3 separate regions of the Mus musculus genome follow, and regions 1 and 2 are each linked to region 3. A link is a loop called in an ENCODE intact Hi-C map of the cell type or tissue named here. Cell type or tissue: heart. All regions are shown on one strand.

Region 1 (8,000 bases), 160 kb after region 3:
TATAAGAAATAATGGAGCAGGAGTGGTAGTCATGTCTTTAATCACAGTACTTGAGAGGCAGAGGTAAGTGGATCTGAGTTTGAGACCAATCAGGTCTACAGAATGAGTTGAAGGTCAGTGAAACATACACAGAGAAACCCTGTCTCAAAAACCAAAAACCAAAAACCAAAAGCCAAAAACCAAAAACCAAGAAAAGGAGGAGGAGGAAGATAAGAAGGAGAAGGAAAAGAAGAAAGAAGAAAAGAAAGAAAAGAGAAAAAGGAAAAAGAGATAAATAATGTAAAGCTTGCTATGATGGCATATATCTGTAATCCCAATACTCAAGAGGTAATATATCCTATTACAACAAAAGTTTTCTCATCTATGCCCTTATTCTCCTCCATAGACAAATTACCTATCACAAATGATATATATCTGACAGTAATTATTGCTTTGTTACTGTTAAAGTCCTAGGAAAATATGAATGTTCTTTCTTTGTTGGTGCATTATAAAATGGAAGAGCCATTGGACACATCTCAGTAGTACTGCAAAATGGTGTGCATGAATGTCAGCATAAACAGATTCCGTGTTGTGCGGGTTTGGATGGGAAATACCCTTTATAAACACGAGTATATGAGTGTTCCTCAATTACTATCCCTGTTGGGCATCAGTTTCAGGTGGGGCAACATTATTGGAAGAAAGCCCTGTCCTGCTTCCAGGTCACTCTCTCTGCTTGAAGCCATGGTTGAAGGTATAAGCTCTCAGTTTCATGCTTTGTCCACCATGCCTGCTTCTTGCTGCCAATTCTGCCAACCGTGGTGGAATCTTATCCCTTTGGAGCCATTACCTCATATAAACCCTTTCTTCATGAAAATTTTATAATGTTTTATCACATCAACAGAAAGGTAATTAATGTACCAATAAGTTAACTTTTAGTAACTTAAGTACGATGAAAAGGAGTATCTATATACTATGTACATTATATTCCCAAGTATTTATTTTAGTGAAGCTGGTAAAAGCCACTAAAGTGAAAGCAAACAGGGTGAATGCTGCAAAGTGAATATTTTCACGACCTAACAATGATATGTGTACAAGAGGATAAAAATGCTAATTGCCTTCTTTTGACCATTACATGATGCATATACTTATAAAACTGTCACTTTGTGTAGGATGAATAGGCAAAAAGGCATTTTTCAATTTTGCATTAATATTTTAACTTTGCTTTGATATTTAATGTTTCTTTAGTATTTAAATGAAGTAGTTATACATTGTTAATATGTTTGTGTTTTATACTAAGTAAAATAATATACTCACAAAACTCCAGACTGTATTGCCAACTTATATGAATCTTCAGTATTAGGACAATACATAAAGTCAGTGATAGTAGTGCCCAGGACTCAGGGAAAGAAGACGGTGTGAGAAGTAACTCATAAAAGTCAAAGGATTGGCTTAGGATGTTTTTTAAAAAGCTTTGCAATGGAACTATAGTAATATTTTACAATCATAGACTCTGCATATTGAATAATTTAATCTCATCATATATTAATTATACTTCAGTAGCACATATTAAACATGTAAATCTTAATTGAACTATAGTACTGAACATGAAGATATTTTAAGAATAATTGAACAAAGTACTCCCAAAGATATATTTATTTTAAAAACCTAAAAAAGATATATTTATATTTTAAAGGTATATAAATATATATTACATAATATATTTATTACATTATATATATATTATTTATATATTCTCATGAGAATTATACTAAACAAATTAAATAAGGCTACAAGTATACTTCAGTAAGCTATAAAAAGTAAAATTGTACTTCGTGTCTCCCCTACAAAATAAAATAAAACTAAAATATGGAACTACATAAAAACATTGAGCAATTAAATAGATTTTAAATAAAGTATAAAGTTTCTAATCACAAATGAAATAATATAGTATATCAAAAGTTGTAAAGAAGTAGGAGCAAAGCTACATGCATCAAAAGGAAAATAATCTCAAGCAACCTATGAGCATGCCTCAAAGAGGCAAAAAGAAAAAATCTCAAGTCCATATTTCAAAAGAAATTATAAAAATCAAAGCATAAATAAAGAATAAATAGGAAACATATTACAAGTACATCCAGATTAGAAAATAACATGTTTAGTTATTCGTGTTTGGAGATAACATAATTTTCAACATATAAAAACCCAATATATTCAAACAAAACCTATTTGTCTTATAAACAACTATAAGTGAAGTTACAAGATACAAATTCAACCTGAATTAGTAGCAATTCTAGAGATGAAAATGGACTTTTCTGTGAAAGAAATTGAGAAAGTGGTTTGATTTATACAAGTTACAAAAGGAATAAACATTTAATAACAAAATTTAAGCAAGGCATCAAAGTACCTTGGCAATGAAAATGACAGAACACTATTGAAATAAATTGCCCAAGACACAAAGGAAAACAAAGATATACCTTGCTCATGAATCAGAATAATTCCAAACAAATAGACTACTCAAAGAAATCTGGAAAGCCAATGCAATTCATCACAATACTGAACTTTCACAGTAGAACACTGAATCAAAACTCATCAAAGATCTAATGTGAAACCTGAAATGCTGAATCTGCTGCAGGAAAACAGAGTCAGGACCAATCACACCTGTAGGACAGGACTTACTGAATAGAACTTGATATGTCCCCAAATTACCGCCAACAATAAACAAGAGGACATCACAAAACTAAAAAGCTTCTGTGAAGCAAAAGAAACAGTCAAATGGATGAAAAGGAAGGCCGGAAAATGGGAGAGAATGTTTGTCTGCTATACAACTGACAAAAACTCAATATCCAGAATTATGCAAAGAACTCAAAAACGAAGAGTCAGAAAAAAAAAAAGTCTCATTAGTAGAGAACAACTAAAAGTATATCAAAAATGTTCATCACTAGCAATTAGGGAAATGGAAAACAAAACAATTTTGAGACTTAAACCTCCCTTAGAACGGCCACGATCAATGGAACAATAGAACAATAGACAACAAATGCTGGAAGGGACATGGTAAGTTAAAGCAACAGATGTGCTCCTCCTTCTCTCTCTCTCTCTCTCACACACACACACTTGCACATACACGCACACACACGCACGCACGCACACACACACACACACACACACACACACACACGCATGCACGCACGCATGCACGCACATGTGACACAAATAGAGGCACATGCGCAAGTACGCATGTGCACATACACAAACTCCATGCACACACACCAATCTGTCTTCAGATCTTGGGCTCAGGATGAGAGACCAGGAGACCAGGGATGCTGTTGGGCTTCACTTCTAAAGAAAAAAATCTAAAGATAGTAGCAAATGCATCAGGGAAAACAAAATGCTCATGTCAAATATCTTGGTTAGTGAAAAGAGTGAATCAATACCACTCCCAATGAATCTGCAAAACAGAGTTCTAATGTCAGTGTAAATGCAAAATAAATAAGTTTCTGCTACTGAACAAAGAAACAGAAATAATGTACTCCTAATGGCTATGCCAAAGTTTTATTGAGACAATCAGGTCACAGGGTTGCCCCTCCTCTTTCTCTAATGTGTCATGTATGAATTCCTAGGTTTATGTTGTTTTATTCATTTATAATTCACTAACCAATTAACTGATACACATTTACTGACTATTGATACAATGTCTCATGGTCTCCTGGGACAGGTGAAAGTTCTGCACACACCAGAGTCTGAATTAAATCTAACATAGTTCTTCTCACACAGTCTCCCTACTTGATCTCTTTACCTATGATTTTCCTTTACTCTACTCAGGGTTATTATGTTTCTAATTATATAACATTTATATAAAGTTATACAATACTATATATTATAAAATTGTATTATATAGTGATAATTTGATAATTATGGGAATGGTCACCTACTATAGAAGCAAGTTAATATCACTATAAATCACACCCTATAATGTCTAGTGACAAAATACTTAGGATTTGCTATACACAATTTTTTTTTTCTGTGCACTCACCTAAATCAAGTGATTCCCAATTCCTTTGACAACAAACGTTCATCTTTTGTTTTTGCTCTTATGTCCTAAAGCAGTACCTTCCTGTGTTTGTTGAAACTAAGTGAACTGAATTGAAATGTTTAAAACACCCATTCCAAACTTGTTCTACTCAAACTGTAAGCTATCTGGAAACTTACTAAGAATTCCATTTGGGATTTCTTGTTTCTGGCTCCGGCTCTTTGAATGCATTCCAGAAAAATCCTCTTTAACTTGTATACAGAAGCTTGAAACAAGAACAGAGGTTTAAATATAGAAAACAATAGCCCTTTGGATTTGGTTTCCTGAATTCTTTTAATAGTTTCAAGTGAAAGAAGATCTTGACAGCAGGGTTCCCAATACAATGGTGTTTGGCCAAACAAAATGAACATATAAATCACAAATTTATAATCGCAGAAATGCTATTGATTTGGATAAACTATGGCTTTTAAACTTAATTTTTGTTCACAATATATGAGTTAGCAAATAGCAAATCTAAAGATATTTACAAGCTAAATAATTGTTCTGATCTTCCAGGATGGTTATCAATACCCACCATCAATTTGTTTAGGAATAGAAAAATAATCTTTAAAAATTACCTTGACAAATAAAACTTCTGTTCTGACAAGTTATCTAGATCTGTAATTGACATAATGGCAGGAGTGGATAACCACAGAGAACCTGGAACTGCCACAGGGGTAATGACATTGTCATGGGATGAGAATTCATCCTCCAAGTTGTATGTCATTCTCAAAATTATGTCTCACCACCAGGCCAAATTAAGAGATTGTTAAGAACTAAGTATGTCAAAGCAAGGCAAAAGAAATCTATGCATTCATTTTTTGCAAATGTTATTGCTACTACACGTAAGCATGCATAAGATATATCCTTAAGGTTATATACTAATAAATGTATATGTTATCAAAGTGATTCATATTGTAATAAAACAGAAAAACAAGATTTGCGACATCTGCTTTTTACAGCTCTAGACTTTAAAAAGCAAAACCTGTCTTCGCAGCTGGAATCTGCAATCAGGACACTTGGAAACCTTAAGCAGGAGGTCACTGCAAGTGTCAGCCCAGCAGAGCATTGTAGAGAGATTGAGATGGGGAGGGTGGAGTGTATGGGGAGTAGACAAAGAGAACTAGAAAGTATTAAATAAACAGTAAGCATAAAATTATAGATGTTTCTGAACATGTAAAGTACTTGTAACAAGGAGACTTGAGTTATTAAATTTCAAAGACAAACATGAGTGAATCAAGCAAAATGCAAAAATATTATTTTATTTTGCTTTTTGGAAGTATTATTCTCACATGTATTCTCATATGCAGAAGTAAAACAATGAATTCTCCAAGGACCTAAGGAAACAGACAAGGCATTTTTCCAAAACTAAGTCCTTAGGACTGTTATTATATAGGGTGGCCTTGGACTTCAGATTTTCCTGGGTCATCTCACCTTGTACATGCCTTGGCTTCCATTTTAATAGTTTACTTCCTGAAGACTGAACATTTTGTGTCTCAACTTCCTTAAAATATATTCTTAATACCAAATATTCATGGCAGTACAATATTAATCATCAGAACAGACCCATATATTTTAAATTAAAGAAATAATAAGACAGATATTGAATTAGGATAATTTGTCTAAAGCAACTGCAACTATAATAAGTAAAGGTTCCTTTTGCTTTTATTTATGTATTTTTTTAGACTTTCATATGTGAATATGGTATTTAAACCATTTCTATCCCTCTCTCTCCCCAACATCTCCTCCTTTATCTGCCTTGCTTCTGTGTCTTAAATTCCTGGTCTCTTATTCTTTAACTATTATATTTGAAATACACACACACACACTACATGTGTGTCAATTTGCACATACATTTCTATTTATATGAATTTATAAATATAACACATTGAGTATCTTTAGTGTTGCTTATAGATACAGATACAGATATAGATAGATGTAGGATAGATGTAGATATAGTGTGTGTGTGCGTGTGTGTGTGTGTGTGTGTTTGTGTGTCTTTAGAAATGACCACTTGGGATTAGGTAATCTATTGCAGAGAAGTTTGTCTCCAGAGAGGATGTAGTCTCCCTCCATCAGCAGCCATTAATTTCTTGTAGCTCTTCATTTAATGGTGTGGTCTTGTGAGATTTCCCTCTTCTATGTTTGAATGCTAGCTAGGATTATTATTTTTTTCAGGTCTTAGCAAATGCAATGTCAACACATTAGTAAGACACATATTATCAAGCTGGCTTAGGTAATAATAAATAACATTGTATGAACTTTGGTGACTCCAAGAAACAGATGATAAAACAAATCGTTTATCACAATTGATAGAACTTTTGAAGTGTTATAGGAAAGATGAAAAGGAAAAAGAACAGATCTATCTATCTATCTATCTATCTATCTATTAATCACATGAATTAAAAACAAAAACCTAAAGGATTGACAACTGGTCGACCTCATATTTATGTATTTATGTATTTATTTATTTATGTATTTATGTATTTATGTATGTATGTATGTATGTATGTATGTATTTATTTATTTATTTATTTATTTATTTATTTATTTATTTATTTTCGTTTTTCGAGACAGGGTTTCTCTATAGACCAGGCTGGCCTCGAACTCAGAAGTCCGCCTGCCTCTGCCTCTGCCTCTGGAGTGCTGGAATTACAGCTACCACTGCCCGGCGACCTATTATTATAAGTATTTATATAGAACAATTAAGAACAAAGTAGCATTTCTTGCTTTGTTGCTGATTTCTAAAAACATATAATAGTTTTAGCTTTATCATTTACTTCAAACATTAATTTGTTAATTTACTTACTCCTTATGCAAATACATTTAGAGTATGTACTGAGTGCATAATATACAGATCTGCTCACAATGCTGGCAAATTGAACAAGAAAACAGGAAAATTTAAAACTTACTGCAGCTTGTAAGTTAGTATTCCAATAGAATTAACTTAGGTTAAGTTAGAAAAAATGGTTATGATCATGTAACAGTGAACTATGACCATGAATTAGGTACCCAAAGACTGAATTGTTATAATGTTACTTCAGTGAAATTTGCATCTAGAAATAATATGTTATAGCAAGAGGACAAATATTTCATCTATGTACACAATGGTTCCTATGGTTTGCCATCATATTTCAGGTGGGGCAGGTAAGTTTGCGTTCATAAATCGTCTCAGCATTTTCCATAGAAAACATTTCAGGAAAGCTTGTGTAGGAATATTAGAATTTGATTTTTAACTCCTAATAATACGATATAATTTGTAAATTAATCACCTTCCCTTTGTCTATAAAGTTCACCTTAACACTGGAGTGACAAGAAAACCACCTGAGGGACAGTGGTCAGCACTACGCGTGAGAAGGCACAGGAGCATTTCCTCGCACAGTTTTGCATGCAGTAACACTCTGATGTTGCTTTCTCAGTTGTGGGCAGGATGTGTACTAGTAAATGGCCACAAGGAACATGATCATTTGAGTGTAAGCCTTTACAGTGTTTTCCACAGATAAACATTTTAAAAACTGATGAAAGAGGAAGGAAATTGGGTAACAGTTTGCTCTTTAAAAGCCATCAGCTTTGAATAGTTATTATCCCCAAGAAGAGGAAATTGCATCTGTGTAGCTGAAACTGAACTAATTCTGTTTACTTCCTGCTTCTGGCCTTTCTGAAGCAGAGAGGAGAAAATCTTTTCAGTGCCCTTCTCGGATGTCCACAAGCTAGAATTGTGTTTAAGTTTCAAAACAACAGCAACAACACCAAAAACCACTGGCCACACAACTAATTAAATCTGCATAGATACCATATACTTGGAGACTATAGCTTACAAAAAAGCCTATAGGCATACAAAGAATCAGGTGTATGCGGAAGCATATATGCATGAAGAGATAAGCCCAACTTTGAAAAACTCTGATAAATACTGCAGAAGAAATGCTCATCATCTATGATGAGTCTAAAGTACAAAGTA
Region 2 (8,000 bases), 45 kb before region 3:
AGCTGGCGGATCTGGAGCCTTGACGTTTGGGCGTCCTAGGAGATAGTGTGGTTCTGTGTGTGTCTGTGGTTTGGGGGCATGTGCGCAAGAACGCGTCCGCGTGCGACTGTGAGCTTCCTCCACCCGGCATAGTGCAGACCGAGCTCACAACGACTCTCCGAGCAGCCGCCAGTAACGCAAGGCAACAGCAGCCTCCGCCCCCTCAGCACGGTGATTGGCTGGCCTTGCTTATCGTTTCCCTGCTACGGCGAGGAAAGGGCCAGTGACGCCCCCGAGCCCAGCTGCAGAAGAAACCGCCACCTCCAATGCACAAGGTGTCACATTTGAAAAGAAACCTGAGCCCCAGGGAGGCGGCGCAGAGCGACCCGGGCCCGGTAAGCGCTAACTGCGCGGCAGGGAGCTGGGCAGCGCTGGAGAACCGGGAGAGCTCCACCGCTGAACATCCTAGCGACCTGATTCTGGGATCTCGGCTCCACGCTCCCTTCGCAATTTTCAGATTTCTCCCCCTTGATTATCATCCCAAAACGGAGCCTTTATACCAGGAGAAGGTGCCTGAGCTGGGACAACCAGGACTTTCCCGGGCACCCAAGATGCGCTCAATTAGAAAACGGTGGACCATCTGCACTATAAGTCTACTCCTGATCTTTTATAAGACAAAAGAAATAGCCAGAACTGAGGAGCACCAAGAGACGCAACTCATCGGGTAAATGCATGTTCAAGGATATGACACCAAATCAAGCCATAGTGAAGTGTGCTTAGAGCCGGGAGAGTGACGTTTTTGGAGTGCTGTGTGTATTGGTTTGGGCGTGCTTGTGCAGAGTGTCATGAATTAAATAACAAAGGCTCTTTGGAGGTGTGTGTGCATGTTTCCCATGCTGGTTCTAGGATGAGTTTAACTTGCCCTGTGCAATGGTGGTGGTGGTGGTGGTGGTGGTGGTGGTGGTGGTGGTGGTGGTGGTGAAAGATGTATTGGCACAGGGTGCAGCTCACCAAAGAAGTCACTGCAGAAGTGTCAACAAAGAACGAGTGCCCTTGTCAGTTTAACGCTTGAGCAGAATTCAGAGATGTCTTTACTCCTCAAGCCTTCTCTTTCTTTCTTTCCTTCTGTGTCCCGCCAGTCTATGAGGACACCATAAAAAGCGGCGTTCTCCAAAGTTTATGGTCACAGAAGTGAAGTGGGTCTTTACTCTTTTTTGTTTGTTTTTGTTGGGGGAGGGGACGCCTGTAAGATCTATTTTCTTTCTTTCTTTCTTTCTTTCTTTCTTTCTTTCTTTCTTTCTTTAAGTTAGACATTTCAGTATCAATAAGGAAAATTCCTTATTCACTCCTCTACGTATAAAACTCCCGGGTTTCATGGTTACAGTTTTAGAAGGGAACTGGGAACTGCGCCTTTACAGACCATATCTGCTCTTTTTTTTTGAGTTTGTCAAGATGTGATCAAAATCTCCGCCCCATTAAGTTCTGTAAATATCTCACTTCCTTCCTCTCTCCCCTGGCTTCTCTGCCTTTGAAGTCTATCCGGGAGCAGAGCGAGCGATTTGTAACTTCTTGTCTCTGACAAGGCTTGGAAGCGCACATCTGAGGATATGGCCCTGTTGTCAACTCTGTTAAAAGTCCTGTTTCGGAAATCCTCCCAAGTCCGGAGCTTTCCACAGTCGGAAACTGCACTGGCTGAGATTTCCTTCTGTTTTTACATTGTCTCTGGCATCTTTGAAACGAAGAAGGATGCTTTGGCATTTTTGTGTGTGCGCGGTTTTGTGTGGGGGGCGGGGCAGAGAGCTTCTCAAACACACACTAGGAAACTTTACGCAGCTCTTTTCTTAATATCCCCGCTCCTCTCTGAGTAATCAGTCACAATGAAGTGAGTAAGACGCAGGTGTATCCTCCCGGAAGGACTTGCTATTCTGCATAAAGCTAATAGTACTAGGCTCAAAGGGGACTCTAGGAGAAAGGAACACTAATAAGGAGTGGGCCGAATGGTCCTTATGCTTCAACAAACCTATTCAAGGTTTGTATGAGAGGAAAAATAAATACATACATACATAAATAAAAAGAATTAGGTGAAGTCGTTTACCTAGAAGTGGATGGTTGGAAAATCCATGTCAATGGTGGAAAAGAAAAATTGGGAGGGGTGTGAATAAACCCAGCAGACCTGTTTTTGCCAGGCAGACAAAGGGGTCTTGAAGGTGGTGAACCCGCGCGTGGGAACTCCTGGGAGAGGCGGAGGCTGGGGCTTGCGAATCGAGGCTCTTTGTTCCCTTCAGAACTGATTGGGTTCCAAGGAGCCGGCGCTTAGACAAAGCGGCCAAGCTTCTACAGGACTCCAGTGGTTTGGGACCCTAGCGAGCAGGAGTGGGCGTGGTGATGAACACTATGTCCAAACCCTGCAAAGGAGTCATTCCCTTGCTCGGATAAATTGCCTCCAGGAAGGAGGCCTGTATCCCGGGTGCCCCAAAGGAAAATATCAGATCCAGGACACTCCACGTTTCACAGTGACATTTATTCTCTGGCCTTTTTGGAAATCAAGGGAGGGTCTGCACAGCCCTGGCATCAGAGGAGCTGCAGCCCCACAGTCACACAGCGACTGGGTTAGCTCTACTGAGCTGTGCCTCCGCACCCTTTGCAAGCTGAGCTGCCAGTTCTTTCTTCCCAGTTCCTATGAGAAGGCTTGAGGCCAGCGCTTGAGTTATCAAAACAGGAAGAGAGGTGTACCGGGTGCCGTGCTGGTGTCTACCCTTTCTTCTACAAGAACTAGTAGTCAGAGCAGGATAATGAGAAGACTGGTGTGTGTGTGTGTGTGTGTGTGTGTGTGTGTGTGTGTGTGTGTGTGTGTGTGTGTGTGTTTCGTGTGTGTTTCGTGTGTGTTTCGTGTGTGAGCATCATTTCAGAAAGAAGTAAGCCTGCCTTCATTTGTGACAGTCAAGCAAACAAACAAACAAAAAAATTCACATTCAAAGCTCCTCCTCTTTAATTAAAGCCCGCAACTGCAGCTTTTTTGAACAAGGCAGAGACAGGGTTGTGGAGACAGTCCTCACCCACGTGCTGGAGAAATCCTGACTGCTCTGGGCTTCCAGACTCAGGCACAGGGTGGGGCCAGTGTTACCAAGAGCAGTGCAGGGTAGCTGGGGTCTCTGGATGTTCATCCCCTTTTGGCCTGAATGAAACGTTCAGGGGGGTGACCTGAGCACATGATTTCTTTCAACTCCCTAACAGTGCCTCTGGTGGAGCACTTGATTCATCAGCTAACCCACCATCTCGTCTCTGTGCAAGCTTATGGGGAGGCCAGTTTTGAAATGACTTAAAGAGTAAAGGGGCCCTGAAGGCCAGATCAAAACTTCATTTAAAAGTGAGACCATAGAGGCAGGCTACAGCCTTTGGGGGGCACTGCAAGCCTTACAGGCTGGCAGTAGCTCCAACCAAGTTCTTTAATCTTACATTTCTCTGAGTTCAGAGTCCCCAACACCATGAATATTTCCCACTAGATAGGAGGTTTCTCTATCCAACCACTTCTTCTTTAGCAGAGTCCCCACGCACAGCCAATGGAGCATCACTCACTCTTCAGCATCAAGCACTCATTGTACACAGAAAGGAAAGTAGTAGCTGAGAAAGGTTGCCGTCCTCTATTTCTGGAGGAACCTTAGCAGTGTGTTCAACAAGAGTAGGGGATTACTCCCTACAGTGTGAGTGACAATCACTGACCACCTGAACCTGCCATTTCCTTCTGGATAAACTTTATTGATAGACGGATTTTGTTAATGCATCTACATCAGACCACTGGTAGTATTAAGTGGATCGTTCTTGAGTTACTTTCTCCCACAGGCTTTTCACTACTTTTTCACGTTTGGCATACTCACCAGAATATACTGGAAATGGCTTTTAAGATTCCCACATGCACAACTACTTGAGCAAACCTTTCTAGTGAGGAAAGAATTTAAACATGTGGCAAAGTTAAATGATATATAGATGCCAATTTTGGTGAGACTCCCTGAAACTTACTTGGCAGAACTACAATGAGACTTCAGTATAGTTATCCATGTCTTTTTTTCTCCCTTAAGGCTCCTTACATTATATTACTAAACAATCAACAGTTTTGAATTTTGCCATGTATAAGGTTGATAGTAAAGCTGAACACCCAGTGCTGAGATTATAACTGCACAGAAAAACTCACTTTTAAATTGTTTCAAAGTAGAAGATGGGTTTGTAAAACAGTATTCCATCTTTTGCCCTTTAATTCCCAGATTAATTTTTCAATTACACTACACTATATCTCATCTTTATTTGTTTGATACTTTGGGAATAAAATATAGAATTGCTCCCTGCTTGAGTTCAGACTTAGTTTGACTCAAGTCTTTTGTTGATATGTTTTTTTTTAAGTTTCAATTAATGAAGAAGCTTAATCTAGTCACATTCATTCCACAGCTAAGTAATCAGTATCCTAAAATACTAAGATACTGAGACCTAATATCCAAAAGTGTATTTAATCACCTTTGTTGTGTATCTCAGAATTGACAATATAAATTATTGCAAAGGCAGAAACTCATACCAAAGAGAAAACAATAACAAAAGATTGTAGATGTTAACAGGCATAAGTACAGATATTCCTCAGAGTGGGATCTTGTGCAAGATCATCTTTGTTGAATTTCACAACACCATAGGAGCAGAAACACTATCAAATCACATTCTTTAGTGCTGAGTGATTTCTTTGATGTCTTTTGTTTCTTCCCTTTTTAAAATTGCATGTTGAATGTTTTGTAGATATTTCTATGCAAAAAAGTGTTTTCAATGTAGCTGTTCAGAGGTCATGTCCAAAGTAGAATGAGAAGCAAACAGTGGGTGGCAATATTCTTCATGCCTTGAATTCATGGGAAGGGAATCTTTCTTCAGACAGTAAAACCAAGATCGTTTACAAAAATATCCAACAACAAAAAAGTATGCTTTATAGCGTGAGATGATTCCTTTGAGTGTAAAAGAGAAGTTTGACTACTAGTGCTCATTTTCATTCAAGGTTCTTTCCAATGATAAAAGCCTGACCTATGGCCAATCACCAATTTAATAGAAGCTGCTCAAATGGGGAAGTACCAGTCTTCTCAGAATATGCATTTGTCCTGTTAACATTCCATAGGACTAACTATATCATCATAAAAACCATTGTACATGTAGAAATTATATTCATCATTAATTGCCACAATACTATATCAATTTTAAAAATTCAATTGCATGAATAATTTTAACACCATAAAATATACTAGGTCTCAAAATTATTATTTGAACCTTAGCAACCTATGGTAGAAAAAATGATATTGACAGTCATTAATGGAGTGATGATTGGAAAGATCTTTGCCTTTTCCCATAAAAAATAATGATAATTTATGCCTGCTTAAAGGTGTACACCAGAGTGTGAAGGTTAACTTCCGTGCACATCCACAATCTTACTCATAGGCAATAATTATCATTAGAAGTATAATATGAAAATTGACAACTCCATCACTGCATAGTAAAATGTGTTCTGTTTCCTAACACCCTGGATGACCTCTGTAAAATGACTATTATTAACCTTGAACAGACATGCAAATGAATAATTTTCATCAGTAGAACTGTGTAAAAATATTAATTTTTATAAAGTTTCAAATTTCACAGGAAGTGGTTTTTTTATATGATTTCATAAGTAGCACAGGGGGTCGCTTCGAATTAAAATTACGTATTAAGAAAATAATGCAAAGCAAGTACCAAGCCATAAGCCTCCAGTGTTGGAATCACCTAACAGCTGTTAAAAGGCAGTGTTTCTATTAGTGGAGAGAGTACTCTAGGTATCACACACACACTCATTCTTGGTGGTTTTAAACAATCATAATACTTTTTAGCAATGCTATTAGCAGGAAATAGTTAAAAGCAGTACAGATACTGAAAAGGCTAAACGTTTTCTTCCTCTGTCATAGTTGATTACCTTCTGTAATTATCTGAATCTTTTTTTTAATTTTTACCAGAAATCACAAAGACAAACAATTCAATAGTGAATTGCTTAGATCTACAGGTCCTCATACTATAAATGACATGAAACATGTTTCTCTCCATCACACATGGGCCAAACTCCTAACATTACCAGTTTACATGGTGTACTAGTCAATGGTGTATTAGAGATGACTGGCTGTAAGAATCAGTTACTTTTATTACAATACAAAGGCAATGGACACATGAACTGAAAGAATTTTCTTCTCTGATTTTTGTGAGTCTCCTCTTTACAATGTTAGAAACCAATTTCTTTTTAAATCAGTATTTAAACAATGCTTGAAAAGTTACTTTGTGATACAGAAAACCCCATAACCACCATGGTCCCTGCATATTAAATAATGTGATTGCTGTTTGTCAAGGTTAAGACCACAGTGACCTTAGTGATGTAGTGCCCAAAACACAATACAAATGTACCATAAAATCAATTACACATGCTGATCTGCTGTGCACAAGACTTAGCTAGTAGTCCTCAGCAAAGTATATTTCTAGTTCTTATCTATGTCTTCTTTGAAACAAAATTAATCTTGGCAGCAAAAGCTGTAGGCTTGTAGAGGAAGTAACTGACCAAACATCCTGGCTCTTATTGTCTAAGCAGTGGGGGTAGTTAGTATTGTAGCTTTGATGACAGTTATATTTTCTTAAAAATCATGAGGTATGTATTAGATGAAAAATAGAATATTTTTCAAAAAAGAGAGTGTAGAGGTTTACTTTGATAATGTCTACTCTTTCTACTAAATTATGAAAATAATATCCCATGCTTACACCTTAATGTAAATATAATCATGTATGGTGTCACTTAAGCAAAATGGGTCTGATTTTCACACAGCTGGCCTATCTGTCTTTTCAGAGATGGTGAACTGTGTTTGAGCAGATCACTTGTCAACAGCTCTGATAAAATCATCCGGAAGGCTGGCTCCACCATCTTCCAACATTCTGTACAAGGCTGGAAAATCAATTCTTCTTTAGTCCTGGAGATAAGGTGAGTTTCTTTAATAAGTCGAAAACCATCACATCATGTCCTTAAAGAAGCTGGGTTTGGCAAACTTATACTGAACACTTGATTGGTGGCTTACGTGTAAATGCTTAATGAAAAAGTGGATCAGCTACATTTAATGTTCCTCATGGAAGACTGTGGAACCATAAAAACAAAATCATTGAATAGTCACTTTTTACTCAAGGATGATGGAATTTTTAATATACTATCCCATTAGCAATAGAGCAAAATATTGAGCTAGGTACTAACCTGTCACATAATTTTATTCCATTGCATGGAATGAACATTCATTTTAGGAATCATTTTCTTACTTTTCCATATTGAGACATCAATTTGAACTGACATTTAACGACATAGAACAGAGGTTCCTCAACTCCTATTGTGTTTTAAATGTAGATTGATTTGATTTATTAAATGTTTATGCTGGTATAAGCTCATGTGAAAAAGGGAATAAAATGTCAGAAAATAAGCTTGCTACAGTTCTGGCTTGGTCTTTTCCACACAGACATTTTAAGCTAAAATGAAATAAACCCAATGACTCCTCACATCCATTGCAGCACTCACTTCTATATCCTAAAAGTAATGAGAAAATGAGCTCTACATTCCCAAATAAGGAGGGGACAGAATCTTTTTTTCCTTACACTTTCATTCCATCACTGGTTTGGTTGGTATGCTTAAATTAGAGCATTTTGGTAATTCAGAACTTGAGAAATTTGGGAGAACATATCTCTTATATATATATAAAAAAATCATTGCGCTTTTTAGTGTTAACGAAATACTAAATATGTAAATATCTCATTAATGAGATATTAACATAGAAATTTTGTTAACAGTATCTGACTGATTAAAAAGTGAGGGTCTCATTTTCTTCTCAGCCTGATATTTTTGCCCTTACTTGATTCCTATATCATCTCTCTTTCTCTCTGGCTCCCATATCTAGCTTTTCATTTAAGTCTAAAATATGTTAGCCATGAATTAATTATTAGGAACAAGGTGA
Region 3 (8,000 bases):
TATTCTCACTAATGTACAGTTGTGTCAATTGCATTGGTCTTTCTTGTTTTACATATTTCTTCACATAAAATTATGTTGAAGAAGATAGTTTTATTTTAACATATTCAGGAATTTTACAGGGCAATTGATGTATTCCTTTGCCATCTACTCTTAAAAATGCCAATATTGCTACATCATAAATGTCACAGGAACATAGGTCTTAGCTAAAGTAAGAGAGAAAAATTACGTTAGGAGAAAGAAAACATAGACCATTTCTGCCCCCATATCCCTACAGAAGTTATCCTTGTGCTGTAGATTATCAAAGGAGAAAAAAAGAAGATACAGCACTTACTGTGCTAAAACCCATGAGAGTTATAGGTTTTAACAGTAACAACAAAAACAATTTCCACATACCTTACATAATCACACTTATTTTCCAATTTTACTAATGACACCTATTTCACATTTCTGTTATTGAGTTTGTCTTTCAGATGTGGCAATCTGCCCGCATAAACATGTGCAAAGATTGATGAAATGCTCTGTGGATATAAGGCACTTCTCTCTGGAAAAAGTGGCATCACTTTAGAAGTCTGAATCAGGCCAGATCCCAGCAGTGTCCCATCGTGCATAGGCAGAAGCATCTCCTAGGTACACATGAGGAATTCACTGTAGTCATTCAAAGCAGGTTGTTTTGGAGTGTTAAATAAATTCAAAGTCACTGAAAGGAAAAATCCTTGGAAAAGGAAAACATTCACTCCAAGTAATGTCTGAAAATGGCTTCCTTGTTTTAATTGGAGCTGGTCCTAAACATTCCCATATGGCTTCCATTTTGACCCATGTGGAGGAGGATAGCTATAATATTTCTTCATAATACATGTGCCATAGCTTAGTATTTTTTTGATTAGCAAGGCAATAGTAGTAGGTAGTTTAAATTAAAGACAGTTTCTATGGATAAATATCTCCGTTTCTCTGTGAATATTCAGTATGCACACATGAGTAACAACCTTTCCTATGAATTAATCTAGTTACACTTTAGGCACAGCATTATTTCTTTGCAGCTACCATAATTTACACTACACTAGGAAATATGACAATATAAATGTCTTACATATGAAAAGACACTCACAGTGGGTGGAGTCAATGTGAACAAATTGTGAATGACATAGTTTTTAAGCTCCTACTCATTTCCCACTGGGACTATAAGAAATCATATTTTATTTGGGAAGAAATTCTACTTATACAATTTATTTATATAGAAACTTTCAATGTGCATCTTTGTTATGCGCATATTCTGAGCCACTTCCTGGATATTCCTTGTCCCTCTGCTCTATGCCAAGTTTGGGTTCTCTTTGTTAATCTCAGCTTAATAGTTCCATCGAACACACATTTTGTCTCTGTTTCCTTTCCCAGGAATGGCTTGAGTTCTGTTTCTCCAAGTTCTTCTCACAAGGCATACTTGTCCTTTTTATAGTTTGTCATTAAAATGGCTTAATACTTTTCATAAGAGCAGGGATTCACTGACTCATATCTCTAAATACAAATAGGAAGTTTTAAGTTGTCTGTACATATGTCCTGGCTCTTCAGATTCCCATTCCTGATAACAGGTCCGACAATGTCCAACTGCAGACAACTCTTTCACAGGCATCGAGGTGGAATTCTGTTCCAGAAGCACAAGGGTAATAAACCGCTCTCCTGTTCTAAGACAATAAGAAAACACTTGGTGCATTTTGCTTTCACAGGTCTCAACACAGCAGGAATACTGATTAATTATATCCCTTTGTTAAGAATTTTATTTCTGATGAGAGTGTCAGTCAAATGCTAGTGGCCTAAACTGTCAGTTACAAAGTCGAAACTCTGCCTTACTCCCAGAATGACCTTGTGGGTGAGTTAAATGGCGGAAGATGTAAGGTCTGGGAGGACGGTCCCTCCCTTGCTGGCCAGTTCTTACCAAGCCTTACTGCTTTTGTTTCAGACTGTGTAGATTTTCATTGTCAGTATCAGGTTGCTTCCATAGTGAAAGCAGATTATGTTGCTTGAAGCACACTCCTGTAGAGCAATACTGTTCTTCAACATCAGCGCTGGGATCTGCTCACTCTTCTGCCGAACAGAAAGGTGGAAAGTGGTGTGTCACAGAATAACTAAGAATTTGTCGGAACATGACGCATACAGAGTCTCTCTAATCAGTTCTGTGGACAATGGTTCCTTTGGCTTTATGACAGTTTTTCTTTTGTTTGTTTTTGAGATCGTTTTTCAATCCTCTTTGTCTCTTCCCTTTGCTTCCTTCAAACCCTCCCAAGTATCCTTCTCTGTACACTCTGAAATTCACTGCCTCTTTCTCTCATTAATGTAATATTGTATTTGTATATACATATATTCATAAGAAAACATATTGAGTCCATATAAGGTTACCTATATGTTTACAGGGGCAATCACTTTTAATGGATAATAATTAAGTGTGCTCTACCCATGAGAGGGCCTCCTGTTCTGTCTCCAACTTTACTCAGTTGCCTGTAGTTCTTTGTGTAGCATTCAGGCCTCCTGGGATTTTTCTCATTCAGTTTTCCATGTTCATTGATAACTTCTTATTTAGTTCACATTTAGGCAGTAAATATCAATAAAACTTGCCAGAACTATTTAAATATTAATATCAAGAATTGAGTTTAGGCTGGGCATGGTGGCTCACGCCTTTAATCCCAGCACTTGGGAGGCAGAGGCAGGCAGATCTCTGAGTTTGAGGCCAGCCTGGTCTACAGAGTGAGTTCCAGGACAGCCAGGACTGCACAGAGAAACCCTGTCTCGGGAAAACAAAACAAAACAAAACAAAACAAAACAAAACAAAACAAAACAAAAAAGAATTGAGTTTAGACTCAAATTGTCTTGTTAGAGAGTCAAAATACACTTGTACAAACTGCAAACGTGAATAGCTACAATTATTAAATGGTTGCTAGTTATTGTTCAGCATCTGCAACAGGAGAACCGATGCGCATTGTTAACATTTACAAAGTTTAGTTTAATAGAAAATCATGTATTTTTCTTTTCTCAAATTTATTTTATTTATTTAAAGTGAGATGATTTATTGCATGTAAGTTCTGATTTAACTCTACATTGCATTGAAGAGCTTATTACTCTCAATAGAGTTCATAAGGTCACTGAAATCTCATTGTCACATATAAAATATTTGCATACCAAACATTGATCTGAAATATGTATCTTAGATAAGCTTGAAACCATTATACAGAATTCATTAATGTTTGAGGAAAATATCATAGTCATTAAATTCTATTTGTGAAGAGTAAACCTTCTTTTATAAGTTTAGGGAGTTTACTGATGTATCCCATTGCCACCTAGCCCATCATGTAAGAAAAGTTCCTACTAGCAAAGATCTGCACTGCTAACATTTTATAATTACTGAGATGACTAATGTTTTCCTTTCTTTTTTCTGAAAAATAAATGCCTATATCAAAAATGTTGCTAAGATACTTATTTTACAGGAAATATTTGATATAGATATATTTCTAGAAATTATTTATCATGTACAAAGTGGTGAAAAAGTGATATTTTTCTTTAAAAAGATTTACTGCAGTGGTAAAAATACTTGATTCCCAAACATTCATATATTATAACAGGGTACACCCCTGCTACATAGCATGGCCATTTCTTGACTAGAAAAATATAGATGGCTTCTTTGGCCAGGAGCTGTGACTGGTCTGAACCTTCAAGGAAGATAACAAATTTATGTGCTTTCACAAGTGACAGAATTCTCAGATTGACAGAGCAGCTGCTTATGCAAGGAGTGGGGAAGGTAATTTGGGACTGCTAGCTTAAGGGACTTGGCAAGGACTTGAGTTACATCCTTTGGGATATGTGAGCTCTCACTGGTCAGCGAGTCACAGTGGAGTTTCCAAAGAGGATTAAAGGTCAGATGGCAGTACCGACCAGCGTTTGCAGGAATTCCAATTCTGATGCTGTGTCATAACAGTGAACTGAATACTAGCCATTCTGAATTTAGTATACTGAATACTAAAGTTCCCCATTTACTAAAATGTCTACGATTGAAGGTATTTAATGCTACATCCTCAAGTTTATGCTTCAAAGAGTAATAAGGAATAAAAGGAGTAATAAGACCAAAAACAAAAGAACAAACAAACAAAAAAACCAAAACCAAAACATACGCACACATAAAAAAACAAAAAACAACTACTGAAGAGGAACATCCTTTGAAATACTTGTAGCTGAAAATGTGTGACCAAGGTAGATTTATGAATCCCACTTCTCTCTCGACTGTCATATATGGTGGGTTTGGCATTTCCTGTTTCTGGTTTTCTCATTTAACTTTGTTTACACAGGAAATTCGTCCTTGGAGTGCTCACTATGACAGTCTGATAATGAGGAGGCATGCTGTCCTTGCCAGGGGAATGGCACTTAGAGAATAGAACATGCAAAAGCCATTGTAAAGAGGAAAATAAAAAAAAAAACTATTTTTCCTTATTGTATTCTCTGGAATCTGTACAATGAGATCATTGATGAAGATTAGGGCTTTACATCCTGAAGAAATGCAGGGATCACAGTATTCTGAGAGTTTCCAATAGAGCTGAATAGAAAAGGCATTCATTTAGACAAAATTTTGTTACAAGTTGATGCCACCCAGAGCTGGGAGTGTATGATGCTGGCGTCCAGAATCCTCTCCAGCAGTTTGGATTAGTATGCCATTTATATCCACCAGGCATGATGGACGTGACTAAGCAACATAAGTTGCTTGGGGGAATTTTGCTACCACTTGAATGATCTTGACCTTTTGAGGTGGGACTTCCTAAGCTGGCTGTTGATGATATTAGGGAACATGTACATAGCTTGTTATTTGTTATAGTCAGACATTGGAAAGTAGTTCTGCAATCTTCCAAATTCCCCCATCATTTACCTTAAGAAAACTCAAGAATTAATCACATGTGTGAGTGTGGGTGGAAATATGGTCATACAATCATACCATGTACCTCAGACTTACATTATAAGGACCCTGTAGTAACCACTGTTCTCCGCAAAACAATATAAAATGTCTTGAAATGTTAAATCAGACAAGAAAAATGTATAAATGCTTAAAGCATCTGAGAGCATTCAAAGACAATAGTTTATTTTAGTAGTTACATGAGTTGTTCGTACCATTGCTAAGAGTGAATATAAAATGTGGGAAAAAGTTCTGGATAAGGGATGGATAGTTTTTAAATATAGATATGTTGAAAATATTAATATATCATTGCTTTGTAAATACATCAATACCCTATGCACAGCTGATGAATATATAGAGAACTTTCAAATAATTCAAAAATAGAATGTGAATGGTTATTTTTTCCAACTAAAAAAGAAATAGCTCAATTTTGATCACTGTGTTCTGAAGCATTTCATTAAATCCAAGTTCATTTATCTGCTTAGACATTCAGCTGACGTCTGCAGAGCAAAATCAAGCTCTCTTTTGGAGAACTGATGGATAGTGTACGGTGCTATTCATGGAACTCAACCCTCCCTCATTGGAAACGATTTTCTGTAAATGAAATTAAAGACAAAGTAAGAAGCTTACAGTGTTTATTTGGTCAGAGAGCAAATACATTTTATATAATAACTAAATAGCCATTCTTACACTTTGTCAGTCAAAATTTTTAGAATAAATGAAATTTTCTGTATATGGAATATACCTTAGCATGATTTTAATGGTTTTATTGATTGAGTTCATGACTAGGAAGTTTAGTAATTATGACATAGTGCAAGAAAAAAAGTCACAGATTTTTTTTTTCGGTTTGTTGAAATAATATAGTGGCAATTTTGTTTTCTTTTGTAAATATATAGAATTATGTCAGAAACAAATATTCATGATGACAGAGTTGAGGAAGTTTCTAGAGAATGTATCGTAAACACCCTCAATCTGAGTTTCTAAGTTGGTGACTTTTAGCTCAATTTCAGCAATACCAAAAAGCAATCTTTATTTTTCAATTGTATTAACCTAAGTTCAATTGCAAGTCTCTAAGAAAATACTTGCAGTGGTGTGCCTTTTAGCTCAGTGCTTAATTGAGATGCTTTTTGTTCTCGTCAGTAATACAATTGTATAAGAAAATGGTGTTTGCACTTGAACAATCAAAGAAATATCTAGGTATTATTCATAATTAATAAAGATTTTAAATATGTTATTATTCAACATCTACTCAAAATATGTATTTAGTTGGTAGAAATATAAAGCATATAGTATTGATTGTCAATAATCTCCCTCATTGATTCCCCAGAAGCCCTCTACTCACATTTGGGTCCATTTCTACTTACAGAACAAGAGTTACATATCAATCATTCACATCTTAATTTCAATCTGCTAACATATTTAATAGCACAGGTGTTTTTAAATGAACTAATTGACATTAGAGAATCCCATAGTTTTAAAAGAAATGTCAGTTTCTAGTTACTCTAATAAAATCAGAATATATTCATGACAGAAACAAGGCAGAGTTAGTATACAACGTTTTACATGTTGGCATATGCACCTTCGTGGTCTGTCTTTATACCAGATGAATCACGTATCCAAGTTCTGTAAACATGCATTCACTTATTCTGTATTTTGGGGGGATCTTATTTTCTGTTTAATGGCATCACATAATCCTTGGGATGATTAGATAATTATTAAGTATAGAAATACGGTATCTTTGTCTACTATACACCTATTTTGACACAAATGTAGAAAGCATGATGTTAATGGGTTACGGAAAGTTAGGCTGCATCAACATCATCAATGGAATTTTCCTTGAGGCAACAAGCGACAGTGACTATTTGCCAATGAGCTCTCTAGTGTAAAAGAAAAATCTAGACTTATAATATTAGCTCATTCATACTTCCAATGCTCCTAGCATGTCTGATTTACATTAAATACAAAATGGTTTTCAAATTTTCAGAAAAATAATTGACAGCTGCTTTGTGAATGATTGAGGGCAAGTACCAGGACCAGAATAGATCTGTGTCAAGAAGAATCTTGAATGGGGTTAGTGAAGCCCAAATGAATGTATTGTTATGAATAAAGTACTTCTAATGTTTGGCACTCCTATCAGATATATCTATTTTACTTATTAGAATTTTTATTACGTCTGTTATCATAGCTCATATTGGCTAGCAGAAAATCCCTGGCCAACTGATTTCTGGGAATGAAAAGTCAGTCACTTTTATTTAATTCTTGTCTTTAGTTTATTATGCTAATCACATATAAGATGCATAATAAAAACTGTATATACTAATCCTTAAAAAGGAGTCTTTAAGTGTTATTGACTAAAGGAGAAGAACTTAAATTGTTCCCTCTGCTAGTGTACTTGGGCTAGGTACATGCTCTTGGTTAGTTTTTAAATTTTATGTTGTTTCTTCTAATCCTATTATTATCTATATTTTACTATTTTATAATTACAAAATCTTAAGGATTCATAATCATCCTTAAACATGTATTGCAGACATTTTAGTTATTATATTATACATACTTGAAATGATTTTTGATATGCTTTTTGATTTTCCTCTAGAAACATGATTGTTGTGACATCATCAGCCTTCATAATATGCAAATTTACCTACACAATTTAAAAATTTTAATTTCTTAAGGACTTATCCTGAAATCAAATACAGTAGTGAATATGGTTCAAGATTACCTTAGAAAATAAAATTATTGTTTTCTTTGCTTAGACCTAAGCATGCTGGAAGGAAAACAGCCTGTGAGATATTTCCAAACAAATAAGTATATGTATATATATATATATATATATATATATATATATATATATATATATATTTTTTTTTTGTAAATACATCTGAGAAATTTTATTCAAGTAAACGTTCAATACACACCACAAAAGATAAGTATTTCCAAATATGTTTGGGATGTCTTTTTGTGGGTTTCAAGATGAGAAGGGTTTTGGACCACTAGGTGAGCACGGTTCTCTCTCTTTTTTTTCCCCTCTTTTTTTCCTTATTGGATATTTTCTTCATTTACATTTCAAATGCTATCCCAA

What was found. Hi-C counts contacts between places; a loop is a spot of excess contacts. Peaks named below come from ENCODE experiments on the same cell type or tissue, not always from the same donor. Only the 100,000 strongest peaks of a DNase experiment are listed, where the experiment ranks them.
Region 1: it touches region 3 in a loop (13-fold over the local background); 3 of 42 quality-filtered maps call a loop at or near these places.
Region 2: a loop joins it to region 3, with 2.6 times the contacts of the local background. A loop is called at or near these places in 7 of 42 quality-filtered maps.

What each region holds. Positions count from the first base shown.
Region 1 is chr1:95,450,669-95,458,668 of GRCm38, reverse strand. No RefSeq gene overlaps it. Among named protein-coding and RNA genes, the nearest start is that of Fam174a, 140 kb to the right of the region's middle. In heart, no CTCF peak of the experiment used is centred here; a DNase peak (open chromatin) is centred at 6,678.
Region 2 is chr1:95,659,852-95,667,851 of GRCm38, reverse strand. St8sia4 (ST8 alpha-N-acetyl-neuraminide alpha-2,8-sialyltransferase 4) reads left to right here and starts at 258. Exons shown (of 5, transcript NM_009183.2): 1 at 258-703; 2 at 6,857-6,988. The coding sequence starts at 591. Gm30431 (predicted gene, 30431) reads right to left here and starts at 151. Exons shown (of 4, transcript NR_166710.1): 1 at 1-151. In heart, a CTCF peak has its summit at 3,376; DNase peaks (open chromatin) are centred at 201, 1,611 and 2,611; H3K4me3 peaks cover 2,699 bases; H3K27ac peaks cover 337 bases; H3K27me3 peaks cover 2,392 bases.
Region 3 is chr1:95,614,656-95,622,655 of GRCm38, reverse strand. The region is part of intron 4 of St8sia4 (ST8 alpha-N-acetyl-neuraminide alpha-2,8-sialyltransferase 4); the gene reads left to right. Among named protein-coding and RNA genes, the nearest start is that of St8sia4, 49 kb to the left of the region's middle. In heart, no CTCF peak of the experiment used is centred here; a DNase peak (open chromatin) is centred at 3,835.